Regions from separate parts of the Homo sapiens genome. Here region 2 is linked to region 1. A link is a loop called in an ENCODE intact Hi-C map of the cell type or tissue named here. Cell type or tissue: Caco-2. All regions are shown on one strand. Links, peaks and the distances in the headings refer to the core of each region. The heading gives the core; the rest is flanking DNA. Region 1 overlaps ZNF385B (zinc finger protein 385B). Region 2 overlaps ZNF385B (zinc finger protein 385B).

Region 1 (5,392 bases), core at 205-5,204:
AGACTCCAACATCTGACAAAAATACCTGTAGCTGTTGTTGTTGTTTTTTGTTTTATCTAGATTCATTTATCATGGTTATTTTTTGAAGATTATCACATTTATCCATATTAAGATGAAAACTCCCAGGTCTTTATGTGTCTTTCAGTTAACAACTTGCATAATAAAATATGTATTACATTTCTTATATTAATTAACATTTTTTGGGTTTGGTGGCATAATACAATTGGCAAAATTTTAGTTTTTCATCTCTGCTGCCCTCTTCCCCCCACCAAAAGGGAAAGATTCTGAAATTCAGAGATATTGATATGCTATTTCTGTGGATTTTTTTCCCCAACTCAATCTTAATACCTACATTAACATTCAGTAATGCAACAAAATAATTTAGAGAATAGCCATATAGTATCGAGTGAGCTTAAAACAGTCTGGAAACACAGTAGTAAACCAGGAAGACTTCTGAGTTTTTGTCACTAATATTCTGCAGAAATCATGTACTATGCATGTGCTGCAACTTTTACCTGGAAAAAACTTAGTCTCCCTCCCCCCCACCATTTTGTAGTTAAGGCAGAATACAAGAAATGTGTCCAGTGCTTGCCAGCCCCCAGCCTCTTCTACCTAATCTAACCCCTTTTTGTACCACATGACTCTATCCCATTCCAGCCATAGCTGACTGGACCAGGTGTGGGTCACTGATTTCGGGGCAGCTAATCAGACACAATGTGACTGGTGGCCTGGTTCAAAACGATGTGCTAATCCATCCCTCAGGAACTGGGAAGATGTGGAACAGTGGAGTAAATGCTGGAAAGTGCCAAGCTCTGAACAGCTTCATTGGCAGCTATGTTTAAGCCAGAGTTTATAGGGAAGAAGGAAAGGTCCCTAGAGAGAGGAGAATACAACATACAGTGCAGAGATGACCAGATATCATAAGAGAGGTATACACTGACTTGAGGGAAAAGATGATTCCCTATGATTTTCCAGGTAACTGACATCAGTTGTATTTAAGTCCCAGCCAGCTACAATCACTGACCTTAGATTTCTTGAGATTCACTGTTGTATTCTCAAAACAGACCTCCTCCTCCTTAAGTTGGCCTGAGTCTGTCTATTCCTTGCAACCAAACAAATCCTAATCAAGAGAAAATGACTTTTCACGTATCTAGACTTAGTTTTCTCCACAAGAAAAGAGCAAAAGTTAATCACAAGTGATGGTACTCAATTCCTCTTAAGTCTCTGAAGGATCATCCTATCCATAAGTCAATTTGGAGTACTGGTTAATATGCATTAATATTAATGACACCATGATATTTAATAATTTCTACAACCTTCTATATATAAAATTATGAGGGTCACAGAAGACCATAGTACTGAATTAATCTTTTCCATTTTTTAACCTCAAAATATTTGTTGGTAATACTCATATAGTTACCTTAATTTTTCCCTTTTCTCTATCAAAGGTGCTGAAAAACAGGCATCTGAAGAGACCACAATATACAGTAGTCTGTCCTTTTGATTTGCCATGCCCTCATATTCTCCTTTATCAAACTACTTTTTAGCTACTTCTTCCAGTGAATTTTGCTCCTAAAATAGTATATTCATGATGGGTTCCTCCTTTATTTCTATTTCATTAGTCATTAACCCTCCTTAAGCTAAATGGATGGAAACAGTGCATTTTCTCTATTTTTGTTTGCACATAAAGATTTGGTTAAAGTGTTTTGCTCTACAAGTTCATCTTATCACACAGTTCCTGGAGCCAACACCTTTCTTTTTTTTTTTTTTTTTAACTTTCTATATTTGATTAGTTTCTGCTGAGAGGAGGGTCTACAAAAATTCATTGCTACTACCTCATAAGCTAGGGGAAAAAAGGGACAATTTTAATTTTTTGTGATGTAAAGGAAACATCATTTTTAGCCAAATCATAGTTTTAATTCTAAAGATTTATTAAAATGATACAGTAGATATTGTGCAGCAATGGCTTGGAGCCATCTGAAGCACTTTACCCTGTCTGGGGTTTTCCAACTAAAAGGAAAATAAAGAATTTTGGGCAGTTAAAAGGGGAAATATTGATATAATTAAAAGGCTAGAAAACAAAAGGAAAGCTTAAAAAGTATAGTAAAAAGAATATCAAGGTACAGCTTCAAGTATGTAAATGGCTGTATGTTACAAAGCATAGAGACAACACAGAACTATGAAGAGAGCATATTTATATTTAGTTGTACTACTGTCAAAAAATACTTGAGTGTCAGAAGATGCTTTAAAGGTTCTATCTGTATTAACTAATATATTATGATTATTCTAATTTTACACATGAGGAAACTGAAGCCCAGAGACTCTAGGTAACTTACCCAAGGTTACATAGCTAGGGGAAGTTGAGGAGTGGGGATTTGAAAGCAGGAGTTCTGGCCCTGCAGCCGGACCCTTTAATCACAGACTGTCCATCCTCTGTAAATATCTTGAACAGTAGTTCTCAAATTGGTTACATATTAAAACCATCTCAGGAGCATTTCAAAGTACACCAACACATAGGCTCGAACTCCCAAAGATTCAGACTTAATGGGCTTAGGTGGGGCCTGTCATCAGCATATTTAAAATTCCCAGCATATTTTTTAAGTCTCCAGATGATTCTAAAGTGCAAAGTGACCACTAAGCCCAGATCACCTGGCTATTTAGTGGCCTAGCCAGAAGCAGCCTCTAGGTATCTTGACTTTTTCCTCTACATGATAGTGGCTCCCAGCTTCAGCAAATTGAGGGGGAAAATGAAAAAACACATTTTTACTCTGGAGTAATGAATTTGAGTTTCTTAAACCAAGAAGCTTTCATTCACTGGTGATCATGAAACACAAGGATGGGGTTTCTTTGGAGGTTATTAAAGCTAAGATGGATTCTCAATTTTCTGAAATAATTATGTTAATGAGAAACTGATGAACATTTCCAAACTTCTTTTAGGTACTGAAGAACTAATACAGTTTAGACACCAGAGGTCTCACAAGTTAAACCCTCTATATAATACAGAGCCCTCCTGAGAATCAACTTAAGGTGAAATGTTTTAAAGAAGAGATAATGGTGGTGGTGTGGTGGTACATGTTGAGCAACCAGCTCTCTGGAGGTGAGGGAAAATCCCTGATTAGCAGTGTTTACAAAATCATGGTGCTGGCCGGGCGCGGTGGCTCACGCTTGTAATCCCAGCACTTTGGGAGGCCGAGGCGGGCGGATCACGAGGTCAGGAGATCGAGACCATCCTGGCTAACACGGTGAAACCCCGTCTCTACTAAAAATACAAAAAAATTAGCCGGGCGTGATGGCGGGCGCCTGTAGTCCCAGCTACTCGGGAGGCTGAGGCAGGAGAATGGCGTGAACCCGGGAGGCGGAGCTTGCAGTGGGCCGAGATTGCGCCACTGCACTCTCGCCTGGGCCACAGAGCGAGACTCCGTCTCAAAAAAAAAAAAAAAAAAAATCATGGTGCTAATACTTTCACCATTGCCAATTGACAGCTAACAGCATGACATTATTGAGTGTGGAATTGGGAGGAGATGTACAGTAGCATGCTACTCTCTAGTACTTCCACCATACAGATGTAACAGTCATAAGAAAAACTCAAGAGCATGGATAGCAGTAGAACGTAAAAACAAAAACAAACAAAAAAAAATAGGAACTAATAGGTCTTGAAAATTTGTTACTCACTTTGAAATACAATTCATTTAATGTACATTTATATAATTTATTTTAAAAACAGCTATATTTAATAACTGGCAAAAGTTCTGAAAAGCTAATGATTGGTTCTCATGAGCTGGTCCAACATACCACTGAAAAGGCATCCGTTTAATCACGGAGTTTTCTTGGAGAAGGACAATATTTAATTAAATAATTTGAACAAGAATGAGTGAATTTAGGGGGTACATACAGTCTAAAGAGATAAATTTTCTTCATTAATTGAGATTTCTCAAAAATGAGAACTTTTGATTAAATCCTCCAGAGCAAATCCAGCCTTCATTGTGAGCAGTGGAGGATAAAGGCTAAGAGTGTGGGCTCTGGGTCAGAATAACTGGACTTAGTTTTCCTAGCTTGCCCATCTGTAACTCTGTGACCTTGGAAAAGTCACTTATCTATAGTTTCTCCATCTATGGAATGTGATGATAATGGCACCCACCTCACAGAATTGTTGAAAGAATTAAATGAGATACTACATGTGAAGCACTTGCAACAGTGACTGGCACACAGCAAATGCTTGGTGAATATTAGCTACCACTATTGTATCAAAGTGCCTTCAAGTATAAAAACTTTGTCTATTTGAGATGGTTCTGGCGACTGTCAGCTGCTTAATGTTCCTCAACACAATAAGAACTTCCAAGAGTGTCTTTGGCTTTTCTTATGCTCCTCCCGCTTGAAATACTGAATTCCTGCATGTGATTTCCAGCTCAGCTCAAAAATATTCTCTTTTTCTGATTAGCCTGCACCATGGATGCAATCTGGTCCCTCTTGAGGGATTTTAGTAAAATGTGAGAAGAGAGAGCTAATTTAAAAATGGAATTATTAATAAAAGGGAAGCAGAACTTAAACCTTTGCGAAATTCAGAACCTATTATATTGAAAAGCATATTCAAGACAAAACACGAAGGGTGTGGCCAAATGATGATGATCCAAGAAGATGAGTCAGCTGTCTAAACAAAATCCAGGACCTATTATTGTCCAAGATGCTAAAACAAATGACTCCAAAAGCAATTCAGAAATCATCAGGGCTGCCACCCTCATCATAGGCACACAGTAGAAGGGAGGTAGGTAGTACAATTTCAACGAAGGGGCTACAGGCACACATGAAACTTCATTGTAGCCCTGTTCCCCCAGCCCCTCTGTCTCAAGGCTCTGCCACCTGCACTCCACTCTCTGAACTCCATCCTATGTTCCCCAGCTGCCCCAGATGTAGCATGCACTGCAGCCAGCAAAGCAGTGGGGGTGTGGCTGCCTCCACCTAGATTTGGATGCCCTGGAGGACTGTGGGAACCAGGCAAAGAACTGTCACCAGGACAGCACCACTGCACAGAGCCCCTACTAGGGCAAGGCCTAGCAGAACTGGGACAAAATGGCTGCTCCTGATACCCTGGGGTGGTAGAGACACCCGGGTAAGATTCCAGCTCAAGAGAACTGCAGGTGTCCAATTCAAACTCTTGAGAGCTGTGACATGGGCTATGCCCTACAAAGCAGTGTGGACAGGGCTGCTTGGAATCCTGCAGATCCAACCTCTGCCCCAATGTGTCCAGAAGGTGGGACCACAGCTCCAGTGGGTCTGGAAGGCAGAGCTTTGAATCAAAGATTATTCTTGAGCCTTAAGATTTTGTTCTCACTCAGAATTTATCACTTATTTCTTCTTTCCTATTTCTCTCTTTTGGAATAGGAATGTTTGTCCA
Region 2 (5,392 bases), core at 201-5,200, 230 kb before region 1:
CATTAGAAGCCCAAACCCCCAGCATCATGCCATACATATATATATAAAATTATTATATATAATATATAAATATATATTTTATATATATATTTGTTCATTAGAAGCCCAAACCCCAGCATCATGCCATATATATATAAAATATTATATATATAATATATAAATATATATTATATTTGTTATATATATATAATATATATTATATTTGTTATATATATATAATAAATATAATATATATTTATTATATATATATAACAAATATATATATTTGTTATATATATAAAATATATATAACGTTATATATATAAAATATATATAATGTTATATATATAAAATGTTTTATATATATATAACAAACCTACACATGTATCCACTGAACCTATAATAAAATAAATAAATGCAAGGTAGCAAAAAGTTGGCTAATTTGAGAGAATCTTATAATTTACAAATTTAAAATGAAAAAAATTATTTGACTTATCCATTTACTATGCAAATTTATATAGCATGTAATAATGTACAAAAAACATTCTCACATGTTTAGTTATATGTGCTTCTTAGAATCACCCTGTGAGTTGAATACTATTATATCTATTTTATATATGTGAAAAACTGAGGCTTTGGGGAAACAACATACAATATTTTTCTGACATAAGATCACTGAACTAATGTGCGTATGACATGATCAGGATTTGAATTCAGGTCTTTGCAAATTATGTATTTTTCTTATTTACTTCTGCTATATCCTAATTTTACTTTTTCACTATAATAAAAATAAACAGCAGATGCTTAATGTCAAGCTTGTCGAATTATCTGTTAAGTGACTTCTTAAAATGAAAAATATGACATGAAGATATTTTCATTGCACCTACAGAAGGAATTCTGACGACTAGAGGTTTTATGCATTTTGAGCACTTAGCTAGGAATAGAAGAATACATCAGTCATTCTGGCTGTAGAAATGTTAGCCAAAGACATAAAGGCAATTACCAAGTCACACTCCATAGCTGCTGAGAACCTGCAATGACATGTCCTTGATGAATTCCCCTATGGAGCTAATTACATGGAGGAGGGAAGGAGGCAAACGTAGCATCCCCTGTGGAATTTGCTCTTGCACTGCACAGCTTCTCCTCAACCCACCACGGTACTAGAAACTAATATTTTCCCAAAGAGACATGACACCTCTGACATCGAGGGACATCATATTAACAAAACAAGGATCAGATGGAAGAAACACTGTTAAGAAAAGCCAGAATCCACACAGACCTGCAGAGATGGAGTGAAATCCTTCACCCTGTCACCTGAAGATGCCTGTGCTTATCTACGGTGTATATTCCTTGAGGCTAACTTAATCTTTATCCGTCAAACAGCTCCTGGACACTTCTTTCCTCCCCGCATGTTTCTTCTCCCTGATGGCACCCCAGGCAGTGGGTGCCCATTTTCCAAAAGATCCCCAAATTCAATCTCCTTGGTCAGTCTCTTTAGGCTCCCTTTGGGAGTCTGCACAACAGGATTTCCATCTGATGCTCTGCCAGGTCTTTCTCCTTCGTTTGTTCGTTTTTCCAGTGGGAATTTTCTTGGTTCTCTTTCCCAGTGACATTGAATGCAGTATAGTTTTTTTGCGTTTTGTTTTAAACACTATCTGAGAGAAAAATTCGACATAACCGTATCTATTTCTGCTCTGAAAAGCCAGAATTCATTTAGGGTAGAAAAGAAAATCAACGGTGCTGTGGATGGTGAATAAGACAAATTAAAATTGTTTTTTCCTTTTACAATAGTTTAATTTTGATAGACAGCTATCACTGTAGCTTTAAGTAAGAGGCATCTGCAGTTACATTTTCCCCCTTGCTGGTCCTATGCAAAGTCAATATATCATTGACTTTTACTTCACGCAGGTTCCTTCCTCTGCCTATTTGTGAGTATATATTACAATGTGCCTTTAAAAAACTCATTATTTTCTTTTTAATACTCAAGAGGTTGTTTCTCTCCTAAAGCATCATGGTTCTTGAGATGAGGAGAAATCCTCCTGAGAAAAAGGTTGCCACATTTAGCAAATAAAAATATAGGATGCCCACTTAAATTTGACTTTTAGATAAACAATAAATAATCTTCTAGTATAAGTAGGTCCCAAATATTGCATGTGTATTTATGAAACATACTTCTGCAATGTGCAATATTGTACTAAACATTATTTAAAATATTACACCAAACAATTATTCATTGTTTATTTGAAATTCAAATTTAACTGGGTAGTTTATGTTTTATCTGGCAACCCTACCTGAGACCGGTTTTCCGATTCTACAGAGACCAGAACTAGACTGTGTCAGAGGAAGCAGTATGTTTTTTAACTTTCACAATAAGTGAAGTAGAGTGGCACTCTTTTCTCATTAGAAATAGCATAGGAAGAGGTGTTAGTTCAAATACGTATATCCTTTCCAGGGTTGACCCACACTAGCACTTCAGAATCAGGGTGGACGATGAGATATATGTGTTTAATAGTGTTTTATAAATAATTGCTTGAAGCTACTCACGGCTTCTTTTGAAAGCATTCATTTTAATTAACTGGCATTCTTTTGTACTTCTTCCCTGAGGTAATTTTAACAAATCTTGACTCTATAGATCTAATCAGTAATTTCCTGAGTCTATTTAAATACTGCCATTTACAAATTTTTGAGGATTGCAGTAAGCTTTAATGAAATGTAGGATAATGAAAGGTAAACAAAATATCATGGCCACTGAAGTCCCTAAAAATAAAAATAAAAAGTACTCCAAAGTGTTAAATGGAAACACAATTCCTTCAGGGCATGCTGTCTATAAATCACAACTGAAGGTCCAACCAAGGTTAAGTGTAACTAGTATTGTTAGACTTCAAATGAGTCATATTTTTAAAAAACACCAAATTCTGAATATCAAACTGAAATCTTACTAGAGTCTGAAAGAAACCTGATTATAAGACTAAAATATTAAGGTCAACAATTTTCAGTTGGATAAACTCAAAGAGGAAGTCTATTGCCATGCATCACAGCTACACTGCCACCTACTGGCCTTAAATTTTTAGAAATGAGAATCTAAGTCCCACTAATTCTCATTTTTAAAAACTGACAGGGTTTGCATGCAGGGTAGGGAGAAACAGGATCTGTAATGGTTTTGTAGCCACTCCCCTCCAAATTCTATAACAGTGTGGTCGATTAAAGATGGTGGCAAACTCTTTTTCTTCTTCACATTGGGAAACGACGTCTAATTTTCTTCCCCTTGAATCTGAATTGGTCTTAGTGACTTGCATGATCAATGGAATGCAGCAGAAGACGTGCTGGGAGTTTCAACACTACTTCTTGATTTTTACCCAGGACTCTTAAAATGTTCTCTCTGCTACTATGTAACTAGCTGCTACAACAAGGAGGATGCTGCGGAGGCCACATGGAAGTCCTTTGGTAGATGGTTCCAGTAAGGCTCAACCTTGCAGTCATTTTTGACTGGGCAGACATATGAGTGAAGTCATCCTGGGCCCTCCAGCCCAGCCCGCCTGAGAGCCGAATACTAACAAAGGTACTCTATTGATGCCACCGGGAAGAGAAGAACAGCCCGGCCAAACCCTGCTGGAATTCTTGACCCATGAAATTCTGATATAACTAGTTATCAAATGGCTATTATTTTAAGCTACTAAGTTTTAGAGCAGTCTTGTAAGCAGCAATAATTTACCAGAACACACAGTGATATATTGATCTTTGTACTTAAAAGCAACAGAATGAGGTGGAAGAAAAGGAGGATGTGCTGATTGGAGAAGGCAAAGGAGGAGAAGTGGAAAAAATTCTCTGAAAAGAGATCATAAATGCCACGGACACCAATAAAAGATGAACTAGAGATTTAGAGGACCCACAGTAAGTTAAAAAAAATCCGAGTCCAAAGTTTTTTGCAGGCTGCTACTGTGATTTTGGGTGACTCAACAACTTTGGCCCAACTTCTTAGAGATTCAGAGAGAAAATGGCAGTAAAATTTCACCTCATGCAGATGCTGTGAACAGTAATGAATAAACATGACAAATAAATATGCTGCAAACAAGAGCTAAAAATGCTATGTAAGAAGCAATCTTTGCACCTACTAAAAATCTTTCATCAGATGATTTCAAATTGGAGGTGTCTCAGGAGAAAAAAAACACTGAAAATACAAACAGATTTTATTTTTTGTACTTTTATTGAAAAGGTACATTTAAAAAAATACACAGACATTTTACCATTTACAGGTTGCAGATATAGATGCTCTAAAAGAGTCCACTCTATTTTGTTGTTCTATGATAACTCTTGCCCCTGATATCACAAACATTCCAGTCTTGTTGATATCGGCTTAGAAAGGGGGGCATGGGAGCATGACCTGCAATATATTCAGCGAACAGAAAGACAAATTGTTCAATTATAAATTTTTTTATCTTCTGTACATTATTGCATTAGGGAGCCACAAAATTATGTAGCATCATTACAAATGAAAACAGGTTAAAAATGAAGAAGATACTTATATAGAAATACATGGATTCATTGTCTTCTTGCAGAATGCACAAGAGGTGCAAAAATGTGCAATTTAGGAAGCTCTTTTTCTGTTTGTATACGTTTGCTTAGCAACACAAACCAGTGAGGAAGCTACAAAATAAGTTAAACAAAAATAGCAAACAGGTAGTAATTATAGCTATGTTATATGGCTTTCTATTTCATTTAAATATCTCCAAATAAAATGTGAAATAAAGAAAATACATTATTTTATCTTTTATTCTCTTACAGAGAAAATTCAAAGCTACTTTGCTTCCTAACATTTACACAGCAACTAAAAATGTTTAATTCAGACAAGAGATACAGATCTAGTACTACACAGGATACAGCAGTACTTGGGTCGAAACAGTACACAATCCCTGTCAACAACAGTACACCAAAAAGAGAACTTTGTGATCCGTTGGTAAGATAGTATCCACAAGTAAGCACTTGTGTTCACTGTTTTTTGTTCCACACTAGAATACACCCAGTTGGATACCAGAGTTATTTACAGACATCTGAGGAAGATCCTAGTTTTCAAGTCTGTCAGGAAAATATTCCATATTGTTTTAAGCCAGATCATACCCATGGAAAAATAGAGAATGGTTTTCTTTCTTTTTCTTTCTGACCAATACATGCTCAAGAAATCAAATATCTGAGATACACAAATTGAACGCGGTAGGGTGGGGGAGGAAGTAGGGAGATAAAGCCTATGCTGCTGATTCCTCAATTATAGGAGCAGTCTCTAAAAGCCCTCGTCAATCTAGTGATGTGTTTCTCTCTGGAATTGGGGGACTGGGTGGTGGGCTGCATTTTGTGGGTGAATGGGGGGTACTGCAACACAAACTGCTTAAATTGCTGAATCCTTGTGGCTTTCTTTCTC

What was found. Hi-C counts contacts between places; a loop is a spot of excess contacts. Peaks named below come from ENCODE experiments on the same cell type or tissue, not always from the same donor. Only the 100,000 strongest peaks of a DNase experiment are listed, where the experiment ranks them.
Region 2: a loop joins it to region 1, with 2.0 times the contacts of the local background. A loop is called at or near these places in 1 of 110 quality-filtered maps.

What each region holds. Positions count from the first base shown.
Region 1 is chr2:179,666,867-179,672,258 of GRCh38, forward strand. All of the region lies in intron 3 of ZNF385B (zinc finger protein 385B), which reads right to left. Among named protein-coding and RNA genes, the nearest start is that of MIR1258, 190 kb to the right of the region's middle. In Caco-2, for the core only: no CTCF peak of the experiment used is centred there; a DNase peak (open chromatin) is centred at 2,555.
Region 2 is chr2:179,437,818-179,443,209 of GRCh38, forward strand. ZNF385B (zinc finger protein 385B) reads right to left here. Exons shown (of 10, transcript NM_152520.6): 10 at 4,165-5,392. Among named protein-coding and RNA genes, the nearest start is that of SESTD1, 180 kb to the left of the region's middle. In Caco-2, for the core only: a CTCF peak has its summit at 3,056 (motif pointing left); no DNase peak of the experiment used is centred there.